Linked DNA regions of Homo sapiens: region 2 is linked to region 1. Evidence: read pairs that join two places in POLR2A ChIA-PET (ENCODE). Cell type or tissue: GM12878. All regions are shown on one strand. Each heading gives the region's core, and the rest is flanking DNA. Links, peaks and the distances in the headings are about the cores only.

What was found. Peaks named below come from ENCODE experiments on the same cell type or tissue, not always from the same donor. Only the 100,000 strongest peaks of a DNase experiment are listed, where the experiment ranks them.
Region 2: POLR2A ChIA-PET joins it to region 1 with 6 read pairs; 2 of 35 experiments call an interaction of 5 or more read pairs at or near these places.

What each region holds. Positions count from the first base shown.
Region 1 is chr19:45,512,065-45,520,389 of GRCh38, forward strand. It overlaps VASP (vasodilator stimulated phosphoprotein), which reads left to right. Exons shown (of 13, transcript NM_003370.4): 2 at 5,599-5,770; 3 at 5,865-6,030. Among named protein-coding and RNA genes, the nearest start is that of VASP, 8.7 kb to the left of the region's middle. In GM12878, for the core only: no CTCF peak of the experiment used is centred there; a DNase peak (open chromatin) is centred at 3,217; H3K4me3 peaks cover 3,264 bases; H3K27ac peaks cover 3,891 bases.
Region 2 is chr19:45,272,584-45,280,908 of GRCh38, forward strand. It overlaps MARK4 (microtubule affinity regulating kinase 4), which reads left to right. Exons shown (of 17, transcript NM_001199867.2): 9 at 5,340-5,459; 10 at 5,933-6,032; 11 at 7,791-7,900; 12 at 7,992-8,151. Among named protein-coding and RNA genes, the nearest start is that of MARK4, 25 kb to the left of the region's middle. In GM12878, for the core only: no CTCF peak of the experiment used is centred there; no DNase peak of the experiment used is centred there.

The DNA of each region.
Region 1 (8,325 bases), core at 71-8,070:
GCTTGAACCTGGGAGGTGGAGGCTGCAGTAAGCTGAGATTACACCACTGCCAGCCTGGGTGCAGAGTGAGAGACTCTGTCTCAAAAGATAAATGGTACAAAATATTTGTTTCTTCCCTCCCCAGTTCCTGAGTTCCCCTCAATGGAGGCAGCCACAGTTAGTGTCTTGGGAAACAGTCTCTGCATATATCACCACTCTGAGTGCAGATATATTTATATATGCTCCTCACTGTTTTTTTTTTTGAGATGGAGTCTTGCTCTGTCGCCCAGGCTGGAGTGCAGTGGCGCGATCTCAGCTCACTGCAACCTCCACCTCCCAGGTTCAAGCAATTCTCCTGCCTCACCTCCTGAGTAGCTGGAATTACAGGCACGCGCCACCACGCCCAGCAAATTTTTCTATTTTTAGTAGAGACAGGGTTTCACCATGTTGGTCAGGCTGGTCTCAAACTCCTGACATCAAGAGGTCCGCCTGCTTCGGCCTCCCAAAGTGCTGGGATTACAGGCTTGAGCCACTGCGCCTAGCCTACCTTTTTTGTTTGTTTGTTTTTGTTTTTGAGACGGAGTCTTGCTCTGTCCCCCAGGCTGGGGTGCAGTGGCGTGATCTTGGCTCACTGCAACCTCCGCCTCCTGGGTTCACGTGATTCTCCTGCCTCAGCCTCCCAAGTAGCTGGGATTACAGGCGCCCGCCACCACGCCTGGCTAATTTTTTGTATTTTTAGTAGAGACGGGGTTTCGCTATGTTGCCCAGACTGGTCTCAAACTCCTGACCTTGTGATCCGCCTGCCTTGGCCTCCCAAAGTGCTGGGATTACAGGCATGAGCCACCGCACCCGACCTTTTTTTTGGTTTTGTAAAGCCTCTGATCAACACTACCTTGTACTTTGGCTTTTAAAAATTTCAATTTAGCTCTGCTTCTTCATCTTTAAATGAAGTTAAGAACTTGTGGGAACTTCGTTTCAACTATGAGCCCCTCTGCTTACTTGCTGTGTGATCTGGGGCAAGTGCCTTCACTCCTCTGTGCCTGCAATTCCCCCTTGTCAAAAGGGTGAGCGTCAGAGCCTATCCCATGAGGTTGTAGAGTCATGCAGCAGGGAAATTGGTGTCAAGCACCAAGAAGAGTGTCTGGGACCCAGGCTGACTGAGAAATGTTAGGTGTCCTAGGTAAAAGTTTGCCTTTTTTTGTGAGGGAGTCTTGCTCTGTGAGGGAGTCTTGCTCTGTTGCCCAGGCTGGAGTGCAAGTGACCTGAACAAGGCTCACTGCAGCCTCATCCTCTTGGACTCAAGTGATCCTCCTGCCTCACCCTCCTGAGTAGCTGGGACTACAGGCAAGCGCCACCACACCCAGCTAATTTTAAAGTTTTTTGTACAGACGGAGGTCACCATCTTGCCCAAGCTAGTCTCTCTCCTTTTTTTTTTTTTTTTTTTTTGAGACAGAGTCTCGCTCTGTCTCCCAGACTGGAGTGCAGTGGTCTGAGATCGGCTCACTGCAACTGCCTCCTGGGTTCAGTGATTCCCCTGCCTCAGCCTCCTGGGTAGCTGGGATTACAGGCATGAGCCACCATGCCTGGCTAATTTTTGTATTTTTAGTAGGCATAGGGTTTCACCATGTTGGCCAGGCTGGTGTCGAACTCTTGACCTCAAGAGATCCACCTGCTTTGGCCTCCCAAAGTTCTGGGATTACAGGCATAAGCCACCACACCCAGCCTTCCCAAGCCAATCTCAAACTCTTGGGCTCAAGTGATCCTCCTGCCTCAGCCTCCCAAAGTGCTGGGATTACAGGCGTGAGCCACCTCCCCTGGCCAAAGTTTGCCTTTTTTTACAGATGTTTCGTAACTATTGAGTCCCTACTATGTGTTGGACGCCATTCTAGGTTCTGGGGACACAGCAGTGAACAACTGGGACACAAATTTCTGCCTTTTTGGCAGCGGAGACAGACAAATATTGTGTTGGGCAGGGGTCACTGCTATGAAATGTGCAGCAGGGGATGAAAAGGAGAGAAGCGTTTCCAGCTAAGGGAGTGAGGGACGGCTTCTTGGAAGGGGTGACATCTAAGGAGAGACCTGAAAGTGGGGAGAGGCTAGGCCTGAGGAAGAAGCAGCACACAGGCCCGAGGCAGGAATGTGTCTGGCCTGCGGGAAGAGCAGCATGGGGGTAGGAGGTCTAGGGTCTGGAACAGAGTCCCCAAGGGACAGTGGAGCGGGAAGAAATGAGATCTGAGGACACACAGATCACGGAGGCCCTGGAGAGAACTTGGCATTGATTCCGTAGGAGCCTGGAGCCTTCAAGAAGAAGAAGAGACATCCCACCTTGTAGGTTTTTGTTAGTTTGTTTTGTTTTTTAGAGATGGGGGGTCTCACTGTGTTGCCCAGGCTGGTCTTGAACTTCTGGACTAAAGCAATCCTCCCGCCTCGGCCTCTCAAAGTGCTGGGATTACAGGCATGAGCCACCGTTCCCCGCCCCACCTCGTGTTTTAACAGGATCCTTCTGTTACAATGGGTATAGTGTTCCCTGGAGAGGGGCAAGACCACCCCTTGGTCACCCAGCAGGCGCCCTGTTCTCCGGCCAGTCCAGAGCCTCAGTAGGGCAGGGCTGCCTGGGAGAGCAAAGTGCAGCCAGGGCGGGGCAGCAGCAGCCCCGGGCTCCTGGCCAGAGTCGGCCCTGGGTGTGGGTGGCAGGTGTGGGTGAGGCCGAGGCCTTAACCCTGCCTTGCCAGGGGCAGCAGGAGCCAGAAACAGCCCCCGAGGCTGTGTTTGTCTGGAAAGGGCACCTGGTGTTTGGGTGGGGCCCACACAGTTCCCGGTGGTTAAGGCTTGGAAGCCTGAATTCACATCTTCACTCTATTCCTCAGTAGCTGTGTGACTGTGGGCAAGTCACTCAACCTCTCTGGGCCTCTAGTCCTCACCTGCAAAATTAGAATGAGTGGCTCTCTGGATAAGCTGCAGTGAGAATAAAATGAGTGACTTTGGGGGAGGGGCTTAAGGCCCCTGATCCACCTGAAATGCCTAGTAAGAGGGAGATGGCACAATTAGGTAAATTTGAGGGTCCCTACCCCAGGTCCCTACCCACAGCTGAGTCTGCCTAGGGACTTTCCCTGCCCTGACTTCCCAGCATCAGTGTCACACCCAGCCCCCAGCCCTCCTAGAGACAGAGGCTTTGCGGGGGGTGTCTAATTTCTGTCCCCGGAAACCTCTGACCACCAACTTCCCCATTTCAGGAAAAAGCCTGGTGTGGGTGGGGTGGGGAGGAGACCAGTGCTTCCCCTTCCCCTGTGTGACCTTGGGCAAGTCACTTCCTGTTTGAGTTCCTGTCTAGGCCTGAGTTTCCTCACTGGGGGAGAGGGGATTGAACCTCCCAGAGGGGCTGGTGGGAGGGTCCCGAGGGTTGTAGCTGTCCCGGGCCCCAGTGGTGCCCATGAGAGGGATGTTGACAGTTACTGAGCTCTCGGCGTGTGCTGGACGCTGTACCAAGCACTTAGCTTTTTTTCTTTTTTTTGAAACAGAGTTTCACTCTGTCGCCCAGGCTGGAGTGCAATGGCGTGATCTCAGCTCACTGCGGCCTCCACCTCCTGGGTTCAAGCGATTCTCCTGCGTCAGCCTCCTGAGTAGCTCAGACTACAGGTGCACACCACCACGCCCAGCTAATCTTTGTACGTTTTTGTAGAGACGGGATTTCACCATGTTGCCCAGGCTGGTCTCGAACACCTGAGCTCAAGCGATCCATTCACCTCAGCTTCCCAACATGCTGTAATTACAGGCGTGAGCCACCACACCCGGCTGTACCAAGCCCTTTAGGTGCCCAGATTCATGTGCCCCTCCCCCACTGCCCTGGAGGTGGGGACTGTCATTTTCCCAGTTCACAGGCAAGAAGAGGTCTTGAGTGGGAAGGTCATGTGCCTGAGTCACATGAAGTAGGTGGCTCAGTGGGGATTTGAACCCAGGTCTGGGGATATCAGCTCCTGAACTCTGCACCAGTTTACTGACACCTCCCACCCAGGCTAAGTCAGACGTTGCCTTTTCCAGGAAGTCCTGCCTGACTCTCCAGGCTGGGGCAGGCGTTCCTTCAGGGTACCCCCAGACCCTGGGCTCCTTGGTCCTAAACCTGGGTTGGTACCGTCTGGGGACAGCTGTGTCTCCCACACTGGACTGTGAGCCCCAGGAGGGTGGTGCCGGAGCTGTCTGGGTCACTGCTGTGTCTTCATCCCCAGCCCCACCCAATATAGGCCAGACACAGAGCAGGGAGTATCTGGGGAATGGCCGCTAGTGCCCTGGGGAGCCAGGCGAGGGGTGGGCAGCGGGAAGTCCCTTTGGAGGAAGAGCTCAGAGGTCTGGGATGGGTCCCCAACCTGCTGCAGGCCTCACACTTCCCCTCCCAAGCCTCAGCTTCTTCCTGAGCAGGCAGTGGTGGAGGGGGGTGCGTAGAGATAGGGAAACTGAGGTCAGGCAGGGGCTGGTCCCTAGTGCAGCTCTGGGCTCTTGGCCTCCTTCTGGCCCCTCTGTCTTCCCTCCTGCCCTCTGCTCTGCTAACCCGCATCCCCCCACTGGCATTGGCCTCGGCCTCTTACACCCCTCAGCCTGTCTCTCCATCTTTATCTTTTCCTTCTTATTAGTTTTGTTGTGTTGTGTTTTTTATTTTTCATTAAAAAAGTTTTTTTGTGGACTGGGTGTGGTGGCTCACCCCTGTAATCCCAGCACTTTGTGGGGCTGAGGCAAATGGATCACTTGAGCCCAGGAGTTCGAGACCAGTCTGGCCAACATGGTGAAACCTCGTCTCTACTAAAAATACAAAAAATTAGCTGGGCTTGGTGGTGCATGCCTGTGATTCCAGCTACTCAGGAGGCTGAGGCGGAGAATGGCTTGAACCTGGGAGGCAGAGGTTGCGGTGAGCCGAGGACAGCCCGGGTGACAGAGTAAGACTCTGTCTCAAAAAAAAAAAAAAAAAAAAAAAGATTAGTCGGGTGTGGTGGTGCATGCTTGTAGTCCCAGCTACTTGGGAGGCTGAAGTGGGAGGATCGCTTGAGCTCAGGAGGTCGAGGCCACATTCCAACCTGGGTGACAGAGAGCAAGACTCTGTCTCAAAAACAAAAATAAAAATAATAATAATAATTATTATTATTAGAGATGGGGTCTCACTATGTTGCCCAGGCTGCTCTGAAATGCTTGGGCTCAAGTGATCCTCCTGCCTCAACCTCCAAAGTGCTGGGATTACAGGTGTGAGACACCACGCCAAGACCATCTTTATCTCTTTCTGTGTCTGCCTCTTCCTCCAGGTCCCCTGTCTGCCCATCCTTTTTCCCCACCCCTCCCCCATCTGTTCATCTGTCTGTCTGCCTTCAGTCTGTCTCTCCTCTTTGTCAACCCGACTCTCCCTTTCCCACCTCTCTCTGCGTCTGTCTCTTGCATCTCGTTTGTGTGTTTGCCTGTCTCTCCTGATCTGATTTTCTCTCCTGATCTGTCTCCCCCGTCTCCTTCTGTCCACGTGGCTCCTGCCTCCCTCTGTGTCACTCTCTTCCTTCCACACACTGTCTTTGTCCCTTGGAATCTCCCAGGAGAGACCCAGATAAGAAGGTGACCGGCCCCTCTCCCTTTTCCTCCCGCCTGCAGCGAGACGGTCATCTGTTCCAGCCGGGCCACTGTGATGCTTTATGATGATGGCAACAAGCGATGGCTCCCTGCTGGCACGGGTCCCCAGGCCTTCAGCCGCGTCCAGATCTACCACAACCCCACGGCCAATTCCTTTCGCGTCGTGGGCCGGAAGATGCAGCCCGACCAGCAGGTGCAGCTTCCCGCCGGCCCCCTCTGTGGGCTGAACCCCTACCCGCCCCACCCCTGCGCCCGCCGCCCCTCACCCCCCTTTCCCCTCCCACCAGGTGGTCATCAACTGTGCCATCGTCCGGGGTGTCAAGTATAACCAGGCCACCCCCAACTTCCATCAGTGGCGCGACGCTCGCCAGGTCTGGGGCCTCAACTTCGGCAGCAAGGAGGATGCGGCCCAGTTTGCCGCCGGCATGGCCAGTGCCCTAGAGGCGTTGGAAGGTCAGAAATGGCGGCGGGCAAAGGGGACCAGTGAATGCGGCTGTGTGGCCTGGGGCTGCCGCTTTACCCTGCTGGGACTTGGTTTACTCGTCGGTAAAATAGAGCGAATTCATTGTTATCATGGAAAATTATCACTAGCATTTTGTGCATTCCAGTGTGACCGTGTGCACCTATGTGTAAAATGCACCATTGGCCCGGCGCCGTGGCTCATGCCTGTAATCTCAGCACTTTGGGAGGCCGAGGCACACGGATTACCTGAGGTCAGGAGTTTCACCGTGCCCAACATGGTGAAATTGCGTCTCTATTAAAATTCAAAAATTAGCTGGGCGTGGTGGTGCGCGCCTGTAATCCCAGCTATTCGGGATGCTGAGGGACGAGAAGTGTTTGAACCCAGGAGATAGAGGTTGCAGTGAGCCGAGATCAGGCCACTGCACTTCAGCCTGGCGACAGAGCAAGATTCCGTCTCAGAAAGAAAACAAACACAAAAAAAATGCACGATTACTCAGGGATCAGTACTCCATGAACTTTACACAGGCACACTCCCGGGAAACCACCTCCCAGATCAAGACATAGGTAGGTCCTGCCCCAGAAACAGGATCTCGCTCTGTTGCCCAGGCTGGTGTGCACTGGCACAATCATGGCTCTCTGCAGCCTTCACCTCCTGGGCTCAAGTGATCCTCTTGCCTCAGCCTCCTAAGTAGCTGGGAATACAGGTGTGCACCACCATACTTGGCTCTTTTTTTGTTTTGTTTTTTGAGACAGAGTCTTGCTCTGTCACCCAGGCTGGAGTGCAGTGGTGCAACCTCAGCTCACTGCAACCTCCACCTCCCGGGTTCGCGTGATTCTCGTGCCTCAGCCTCCTGAGTAGCTGGGATTACAGGCATGTGCCACCATGCCCAAGCTATTTTTTTGTATTTTGTTTTTATTTTTATTTTTTTGAGACAGAGTCTCACTCTGTTGCCCAGGCTGGAGTGCAGTGGCACGATATTGCCTCACTGCAACCTCCGCCTCCCGGGTTCAAGCGATTCTCCTGCCCTAGCCTCCCGAGTAGCTGGGACTATAGGCGTGAGCCACCACACCCGGGTAATTTTTTGTATCTTTAGTAGAGACAAGGTTTCACCGTGTTAGCCAGGATGGTCTCTATCTCCTGACCTTGTGATCCGCCCGCCTAGGCCTCCCAGAGTGCTGGGATTACAGGCATGAGACACCATGCCCGGCCCTTGTATTTTAGTAGAGAAGGGGTTTCACCATATTGGCCAGGCTGGTTTCAAACTCCTGGCCTCAAGTGATCCACCTGCCTCTGCCTCCCAAAGTGCTGGGATTATAAGTGTGAGCCACCATGTCTGGCCACCTGGATCATTTCAAATTTTTTTTTTTTTTTTACTTTTTGTGGAGATGGTCTACAGGCTGGTCTTGAACTCCTGGGCTCAAGTGATCCTCCCACTTCAGCCTCCTAAAGTGCTGGGATTACAGGCATGAGCCACTACACCCAGCCCAGTTGCTTTTTTTTTTTTTTTTTGGAGACGGAGTCTCGCTCTGTCCCCAGGTTGGAGTGCAGTGGCGCGATCTCCGCTCGCTGCAAGCTCTGCCTCCCGGGTAAATGCCATTCTCCTGCCTCAGCCTCCCGAGTAGCTGGGACTACAGGCACCCGCCACCACATCCAGCTAATTTTTTGTATTTTTAGTAGAGACGGGATTTCACCGTGTTAGCCAGGATGGTCTCGATCTCCTGACCTCGTGATCCGCCCGCCTCGGCCTCCGAAAGTGCTGGGATTACAGGCGTGAGCCACTGCGCCCGGCCTTTTTTTTTTTTTTTTTTTTTTTTTTTTAATATGGAGTCTCACTCTGTCTCTCAGGCTGGAGTGCAGTGGTGTGATCTCAGTTCACTGCAACCTCCGCCTCCTGAGTTTAAGCAATTCTGCCTCAGCCTCCTGAGTAGATGGAACTATAGGTGTGCACCAACATGCCTGTCTAATTTTTGTAGTTTTAGTAGAGACGGGGTTTCGCAGTGTTGGCCAGGCTGGTCTCGAACTCCTGACCTCAGGTGATCCACTCGCCTCGGCCTCCCAGAGTGCTGAGATTACAGGCGCGAGTCACGCGCCCAGCCCAGTTGCTATTTCTTAAACCTTAACGTGCACATGAATCACCTGGGGATCTGGTTAAAGTGCAGGCTCTGGTGCAGGTGGGCTGGGCGGACTGAGACTCCACATTCTCACAAGTGCCCTGGTGATACCCAGGCTGCTGGTCTGCGGACGTGACTGAGTAGTGAGGTTTTAGGTGACTGCCGTGCATCTGG
Region 2 (8,325 bases), core at 295-8,294, 240 kb before region 1:
AATGTTCTAAAATTCAATGTAGTGGCCGGCCTGATGGCTCACACCTATATTCCCAGCACTTTGGGAGGCCGAGGCAGGCAGATCACCTGAGGTCAGGAGTTCGAGACCAGCCTGGCCAACATGGTGAAACCCTGTCTTTACTAAAAATACAAAAATTAACCGGGTGTGGTGGCAGGCACCTGTAATCCCAGCTACTGGAGAGGCTGAGGCAGGAGAATCGCTTGAACCTGGGAGGCAGAGGTTGCAGTGAGTCAAGATTGTGCCACTGCACTCCAGCCTGGGCGACAGAGCGAGACTCTGTCTCAAAAAATAAATAAATAAAATTGAATGTAGTAATGATTGTGCAACTCCGTGCATATACTAAAAGCCATCGAATTGTGCACTTCGCTTCAAACAAAACAGTTCCTGTCTTCCCAGACTAACATTCCTACTGGGGCCAGGCAGCTAACAAAACAATAAGCAAACTAGATATGATATCAGATGCTGGCCTGTGCTATGCTGGGGGGAATACTGTAAGGGGATGGGAGGTGTGGGCTGAGTTGTTGCTTGCTTTTTTTTTTTCCCCCTTTGAACTTTTTATTTTGAACGATTGCCAATCTACGGAAAAGTTGCAACAGTAGAGCAAATAACACATGGTATGTTTCAGGAGCTTCACAATCGCTGGCCTGTGTCCACATTTGCTCTATCTGTCTGTATTTGCACATGATCTTTGCTGCCCTCATCGGCATTGATGGCGCATTTGACAGTTAGTTGCAGACGCTGTGTCCTTTTATCCCTAAAGGCGAGAGCGGGTTATCTCCTGAGACCAGGGGCGTTTTCCTGTTGACGGTGACATACAGGAAATACAGCAGTGGTATAATCCTGGCCTCTACGCCATGGCCCATACTCAGATTTCATCCATCATCCCAGGAATATCTTTGGCAGCTATTTTTTTTTCCCAGTCGGGGATCCACTCGGGTCCCTGCGTTGCATTTAGCTGCGCCATCTCTTGTGTCTCCTTTCATCCGGAACAGTTCTCAGCCTCTCTTTTGTCTTTCATGACATTGACATTATCGATTAGTTCAGGCCAGTTAATTTTGCAGAACGTCCCTCAATTTGGGTTGCCTGGTGTTTCCTCTCGATTGGAATCGGGGGTGCATTGGGGCAGGAATTCTGCAGCTGGGACGCTCTGTCCTGCTCTGCGTTGCCCGTGAGGAGCACGTACTGTGATATGAAATTGTAAAGTCAGGGAAATACTTGCAGAGGACAGACCATCAAAGCGGAACCCTGAGTGATGAAGAGGAGGGAGTCCCTTCTTCACAGTGGCCTTGGCCAAATAGCCAACCCCTCTAAGCCTCAGTCTCACCTGCTGTTCAATGAAGATCATAAAGGTACCAACCCTGTGGGCCGGGCGTGGTGGCTCACGCCTGTAATCCCAGCACTTTGGGAGGCCGAGGCGGGCGGATCACGAGGTCAGGAGAGCGAGACCATCCTGGCTAACACACTGAAACCCCGTCTCTTCTAAAAATACAAAAAATTAGCCGGGCGTGGTGGCAGGCGCCTGTAGTCCCAGCCACTCGGGTGGCTGAGGCAGGAGAATGGCATGAACCTGGGAGGTGGAGCTTGGAGTGAGCGGAGATCTCGCCACTGTACTCCAGCCTGGGCAACAGAGCGAGACTCCATCTCAAAACAAACAAACAAAAAAGATGATACCAACCTTGTGGCAGTGATTTTTAAGGACTGGCTGAGATCAGGGATGCAAAGTGCTCATTCAAGACAGCCTTCTGGCCGGGCACGGTGGCTCAGGCCTGTAATCTCAGCACTTTGGGAGGCTGAGGTGGGCAGTTCACCTGAGGTCAGGAGTTCAAGACCAGCCTGGCCAACATGGTAAAACCCCGTCTCTACCAAAAACACAAAAATTAGCTGTGCCTGGTGGCATGCGCCTGTAATCCCTGCTACTCGGGAGGCTGAGACAGGAGAATTGCTTGAACCAGGGAGGCAGAGGTTGTAGTGAGCCGAGATCACACCACTGCACTCCAGCCTGGATGACAGAGCAAGACTCTGTCTCAAAAAAACAAAACAAAACAAACAAACAAAACAGGCTCTGACACTCCGGCCATAGCTGAAGTCTGGGGTGGGGAGGTGTTGTCACAGAATAATTTTTCTGAGCCTCAAGCATGAAGCTAAGAGACCTTTTTGAAGGGCCAGGCCAGTGTCTTACCTGCCCCAGGTCCTTGTCACTTTCTGCCATCCTGGTGTCCCCACCAGGCACCCCAGGCCTTGCTGTGCAAAGGAGGCACACAGCTGAGAAGAGGCAGGTTCTAGCTCTGTCATTTCCTTTCTGAGTGACCTTGGACATGTCCTTTTCTGAACCTCAGTTTCCCCACCTGTAAGATGAAGACACTAAGAGTATTCAGGACAGGTGTCGTGGCTCATGCCTGTAATCCCAGCACCTTGGGTGGCCGAGGCGGGCAGATCACTGGAGGTCAAGAGTTTGAGACCAGCCTGGCCAACATGGTGAAACCCCGTCTCTACTAAAAATACAAAAAGTAGCCAGGCGTGGCGGCACGTGCCTGTAGTCCCAGCTACTTGGGAGACTGATCCAGGAGAATCACTTGAACCTGGGAGGCAGAGGCTCCAGTGAGCCGAGATTGCGCCCCTGCACTCCAGCCTGGACGACAGAGCAAGACTCCATCTCAAAAAAATAAAAAGAGTTTGACACCAGCCTGGGCAACATTTCAAGACCACATCTCTACAAAAAATATTTTTTAAATTAGCCTGGCATTGTGGTGCATGCCTGTAGTCCCAGCTACTTGGGATGCTGAGGTGGGAGAATTGCTTGAGCCCAGGAGTTCCAGGCTACAGCGAACTATGATCACGCCACTGCACTCCAGCTTCGGTGACAGAACAAGAGCCTGTCTCTTTAAAAAAAAAAAAAGCATCTGCTTGCAGCCCGTCTGCATATGTTAAGCCCTTCACTGGAGCTTGGCATCTGGCCACAGCATCATGCTTGGGAGCTGCGCTGGAGGTGGCAGTGGTGGCCTGATGGTTTCTTCTCCCCCATCACGTGATAGGCAGTGTGGCATGGTGGTCACACAGCACAGGCTCCAGAGCCAAGGCTCTGCCACTTTCTGGCTGTGCAATCCTGGGGCAAGTGACCAAACCCCTCCAGGCCTCAACCTCCTCGTCTGGAAAGTGGGCGTTATAACCGGGCTTCGCGGCGTTGTGAAAATGGATGTAATATGCATAAAGCACTTAGAACACTGCCTGCTAAGGGGTAAGTGTCCTGAAAGTGATCCAAATTAAATATTAATAGCCCTTTATGATCTGCAGAGGCTCCCCAGGCATGGGCATCTTTCAGCCCTTTTAGGAGAATGCTGCAGCAGAGGACTCTGTCCTAAAGGAGTCCTGTTCACCCCCAACGCTCAATTCATTCCTACCTGTTTTCTGCCTCCCTTCGTTTTTTTTGTTGTCTGTTTGTTTTTTGAGACAAGGTCTCAGTCACCCAGGCTGGAGGGCAGTGGTGCAGTCACAGCTCACTGCAGCCTCAACCTCCCGGGCTCAAGCAATCCTCCTGCTTCAGCCTCCTGAGTAGCTGGGACCACAGGCATGTGCCACCACACCTGGCTAATTTTTGTATTTTTTGTAGAGACAGAGTCTCGCTGTGTTGCCCAGGCTGGTCTCAAACTCACGGGCTCAAGCGGTCTTCCCACCTTGGCCTCCCGAAGTGCTGGGATTATAGACATAAGCCACCACGCCTGGCCTATTGCGGTTTTTTATTCAGATGGAAAGAGCTCCCCCTGGTCTGCCAAGCTATGGATTTATCTTATTTTTCACAGCTTTGGTAGGGCCTCTCATAAAAGGCCCTTAAAGAGAAAGCCAGCAGATAAATCCATGAATGGCCTTGAGGAGTGTGTCTCTTTGGACAGCAGGCATGGCTGGGGGAGGGGAGAGACGAGAAGGCAGGAGAGGCAGTAGGGTCTCCTTCCCCTTGAGTGAATCTCATATTTACATACCGCTCTCTGGCTCTGGGCCAGGCATGTGGTAAGCATTTTACAGATTTTTTTTTTTTTTTTTTTTTGAGATGGAGTCTTGCTCTGCCGCCCAGGCTGGAGTGCAGTGGCGCAGTCTCGGCTCACTGCAACCTCCGCCTCCTGGGTTCAAGTGATTCTCCTGCCTCAGCCTCCCGCGTAGCTGGGATTACAGGGGTCTGCTACCACACCCAGCTAATTTTTGTATTTTTTTTTTTTTTAGTAGAGATGGGGTTTCGCCATGTTGGCCTGGCTGGTTTCGATCTCCTGACCTCAGGCGATCTGCCTGCCTCACCCTCCCAAAGTGCTGGAATTACAGGCGTGAGCCACCGCGCCCAGCCACATTTTTACGGATATTAACTCACCTGTACCCTGGTAGCAAGCATGTGAAGTGGGTCCTGTAATCCCTTTCACGGATAAGGAGACCGAGGCCCCAGTGGCTGACTCACTTACCTACCTCCCTCTTACCTGACTTAGAGAATAAACTTCCTTTTTTTTCTGAGACAGAATCTCGCCCTGTCACCCAGGCTGGAGTGCAGTGGCGTGATCTCAACTCACTGCAACCTCCACCTCCTAAGAGTTTAAGTGATTCTCGTGCCTCAGCCTCCCAAGTAGCTAGGACTACAGGCAGCCACCACCACACCCAGCTAATTTTTGTATTTTTAGTGGAGATGGGGTTTCACCATGTTAGCCAGGCTGGTCTCGAACTCCTGACCTCAGGCGATCTGCCTGTCTCGGCCTCCCAAAGTGCTGGGATTACAGGTGTGAGCCACCGTGCCTGGCCAGATAATAAACTTTCTCTGCAAGTTTTCCTCTGAATGAAAAGTTATGTAGCTTAAATTTTTTTTTTTTTTTTTTTGTAGAGACAGGCTGGTTGTTCAGGCTGGTCTTGAACTCCTGGGTTCAAGCTATCCTCCTCCCTCGGCCTCCCAACGTGTTTGGATTACAGGTGTGCACCACCATGCTCAGGTCATTTTTTATTTTTTGTAGAGATGAGGTCTCCCTGTGTTGCCCAGGCTGTTCTTGAACTCCTGGGCTCAAGCGATCCTCCGGTCTTGGCCTCTACGCCTGGCCAAGAATTTTTTTTTTTAAATTGCAGCGTCCATATGATGTTCCCATTTTATGGACAGGGAACTGAGGTCAGGAGAAAGGAATGGGGTTTTGCTTACCTCGTCAAGGACTGGGACTCAGAGCTTCTGTCACTTCTATCAAAGGGGTTGGGACAAAGGTTGTGTGTGTGTGTGTGTGTGTGTGTGTGTGTGTGTGTGTGTGTGTGTAATAGGTGGGGGGCGGGGCAGACCCCCTCCTCCAGTAACCCCATCCCTGCAGGAGCTGCGGGAGCGAGTACTCAGAGGGAAGTACCGGGTCCCTTTCTACATGTCAACAGACTGTGAGAGCATCCTGCGGAGATTTTTGGTGCTGAACCCAGCTAAACGCTGTACTCTCGAGGTGAGCCCAGCCTCACAGCCAGCGGGAGCCCTTCTAGTCTCCTGACTCCCCTAAACTCTGCCTGCCCCCACCCACAAAAGCCTTCTTGACACACTTTTCCTCTCCTGTGCCCACCGAAGATCTGCTGCTGGTGAGTGGGGGTAGACAGGCCGTCCAGGGAAAAGCTCCCAGGCCTGTCCTGACGCCACCCCCCCGACAGGCTCACCCACTCCCTGCCTTGCCAGTAATTAGCTAATGAGCTCCTAGGATGATTACAGGGTGCCAGGGACCCAGATGATGCGGAGGAGGGAGGGTGGCATCAGGAGGCTCCGGCAGGGGACGTGGGGGAGAGAGAGGCCCAGGAGGCGCTATCTCTTAGGAAGCCCGCAATTCTGGGTGTTAGGCCTCGGAGGTTTGGGGCAGGGCAGAAGCTGTATGATTTCTGGTTCCTTCTGACACCTGTCTTCCCCCTTCCCTGCTCCTGATGCCTGCAGCAAATCATGAAAGACAAATGGATCAACATCGGCTATGAGGGTGAGGAGTTGAAGCCATACACAGAGCCCGAGGAGGACTTCGGGGACACCAAGAGAATTGGTGAGGGTCAGGGAGAGCCATCCTGTCACCCAGGATGGAGTGCAGTGGTGCAATCTCGGCTCACTGCAACCTCCGCCTCCCAGAATCAAGAGATTCTTGTGCCTCAGCCTCCCAAGTAGCTGGGACCACAGGCGCCTGCCGCCATGCCCGGCTAATTTTTGTTATTTTTAGTAGAGACAGGGTTTTGCCATGTTGGCCATGCTGGTCTCAAACTCCTGACCTCAGGTGATCTGCCTGCCTCAGCTTCCCAAATTGCCAGGATCACAGGTGTGAGCCACTGTACCCGGCCCATGTTCGCTTTGATATTAAGACATAAAGAGAGACCAGGCGAGGTGGTTCATGCTGGTAATCCCAGCACTTTGGGAGGTCGAGGTAGAAGAATCACTTGAGCCCAGGAGTTGGAGACCAGCCTGGCCAACATAGGGAGACCCTGTCTGTACAAAAAAATAAAAATAAAAAATTAGCCAGTTGTGGTTGTGTGCACCTGTAGTCTCAGCTACTCAGCAAGCTGAGGTAGGAGGATCCCTTGAGCCCAACAATTTGAGGCTACAGTGAGCTATGATCATGCCACTGCACTCCAGGCGACAGGGTGAGACCGTGTCTCAAAAAAAGAAAAAAAGGTCAGGCACAGTGGCTCACGCCTATAATCTGAGCACTTTGGGAGGCTGAGGCTGACAGATCACCTGAGGTCAGGAGTTCGAGACCAGCCTGGCCAACATGATGAAACCTCGTCTCTACTAAGAATACAAAAATTAGATGAGTGTGGTGGCAGGCACCCGTAATCCCAGCTCCTCTGGAGGCTGAGGCACGAGAATTGCTTGAATCCAGGAGGCAGAGGTTGCAGTGAGCTGAGATTGCACCACTGTACTCCACCCTGGGCGACAAGCAAAATTCCATCTAAAATAACAATAATTACGGTTTTTACCATTAAATGGCAAAAACCGGAATTACTTTTGTATCAACCTAATTATATTAGTAGGTTGAACACAACAAAAAGTTGAACCATATGAAATTGCCATTTTTTTGGTTTAAAATTGTCAGTACCACCAATTTTGTATGGTTTAACCTAATAGTGATGATTTATTCTGCCACATAACTAAAATGAATAGAGTATGCAGCCTTCAGGCACAGTTGTATCCAGGTGCTCAGAGACAGTTGTTGGGAATGTTTTCTGTGGTAGCTTTTTCCCAGGCTGCTCTCCAGGAGGCAAGCAGATCTGGGTCACATGCCTTCAATGAAGCAGTCAGTGTGGCTTTGGGTGTAGAACACACTAATTAGCCAGACCTGGGTTATCCGCCTGCCTTAGGGTTGGAGCAGGGGAGCCATCCACGTGATCTGAGCGGAAAGAATGTTCTTTCAAAGGAAATCAATGTGCTGTTGGGAAGGGAGGATGGGTACTGGACAGGTCAAAGAGCAGACACCAGTGAATGACACAGAAATGAGTGGAAGTGGGCCAGGTGCAGTGGCTTATGCCTGTAATCCCAGCACTTTGGGAGGCCCAGGTGGGTGGATTGCTTGTGCCCAGGAGTTTCAAACCAGCCTGGACAACATAGCAAAACCCTGTCTCTACTGAAAATACAAAAACTGAGGTGGGAGGATCAGCAGAGCCTGGGGAGGCCGAGGCTGCAGTGAGCTGTGACCGTGCCACTGCACTCCAGCCTGGGTGACAGAGTGACACCCTGTCTCAAAAAAAAAGAGAAATGGATGGAAGTTAAAGTTTCTGGGAGTCTGAAACTTCTCTCCATCCCCCCCTCCCAGAGGTGATGGTGGGTATGGGCTACACACGGGAAGAAATCAAAGAGTCCTTGACCAGCCAGAAGTACAACGAAGTGACCGCCACCTACCTCCTGCTGGGCAGGAAGACTGAGGTCAGGGGGCGCCAGGGGCCCTTGGGGACGCGTGATGCCTGGGTGGAGGGACTTGGGGTGCAGAAGAGCCTCATCTGTCATCCTCTCGCAGGAGGGTGGGGACCGGGGCGCCCCAGGGCTGGCCCTGGCACGGGTGCGGGCGCCCAGCGACACCACCAACGGAACAAGTTCCAGCAAAGGCACCAGCCACAGCAAAGGGCAGCGGAGTTCCTCTTCCACCTACCACCGCCAGCGCAGGCATAGCGATTTCTGTGAGTATCAACCCCACGCCCTCACGCACCCTCCTTCTCCCCAAGGCCCAGACTTACAGTTACGTCAGGGTTCTCTGATTGGCAAGCAACAGAAACCCACTGGAGCTAACCTCAGAGAGGGAGGAATGTCTTATAAAGACACAGGGCATTGCATGGAACTTGGAGGCAGGAATG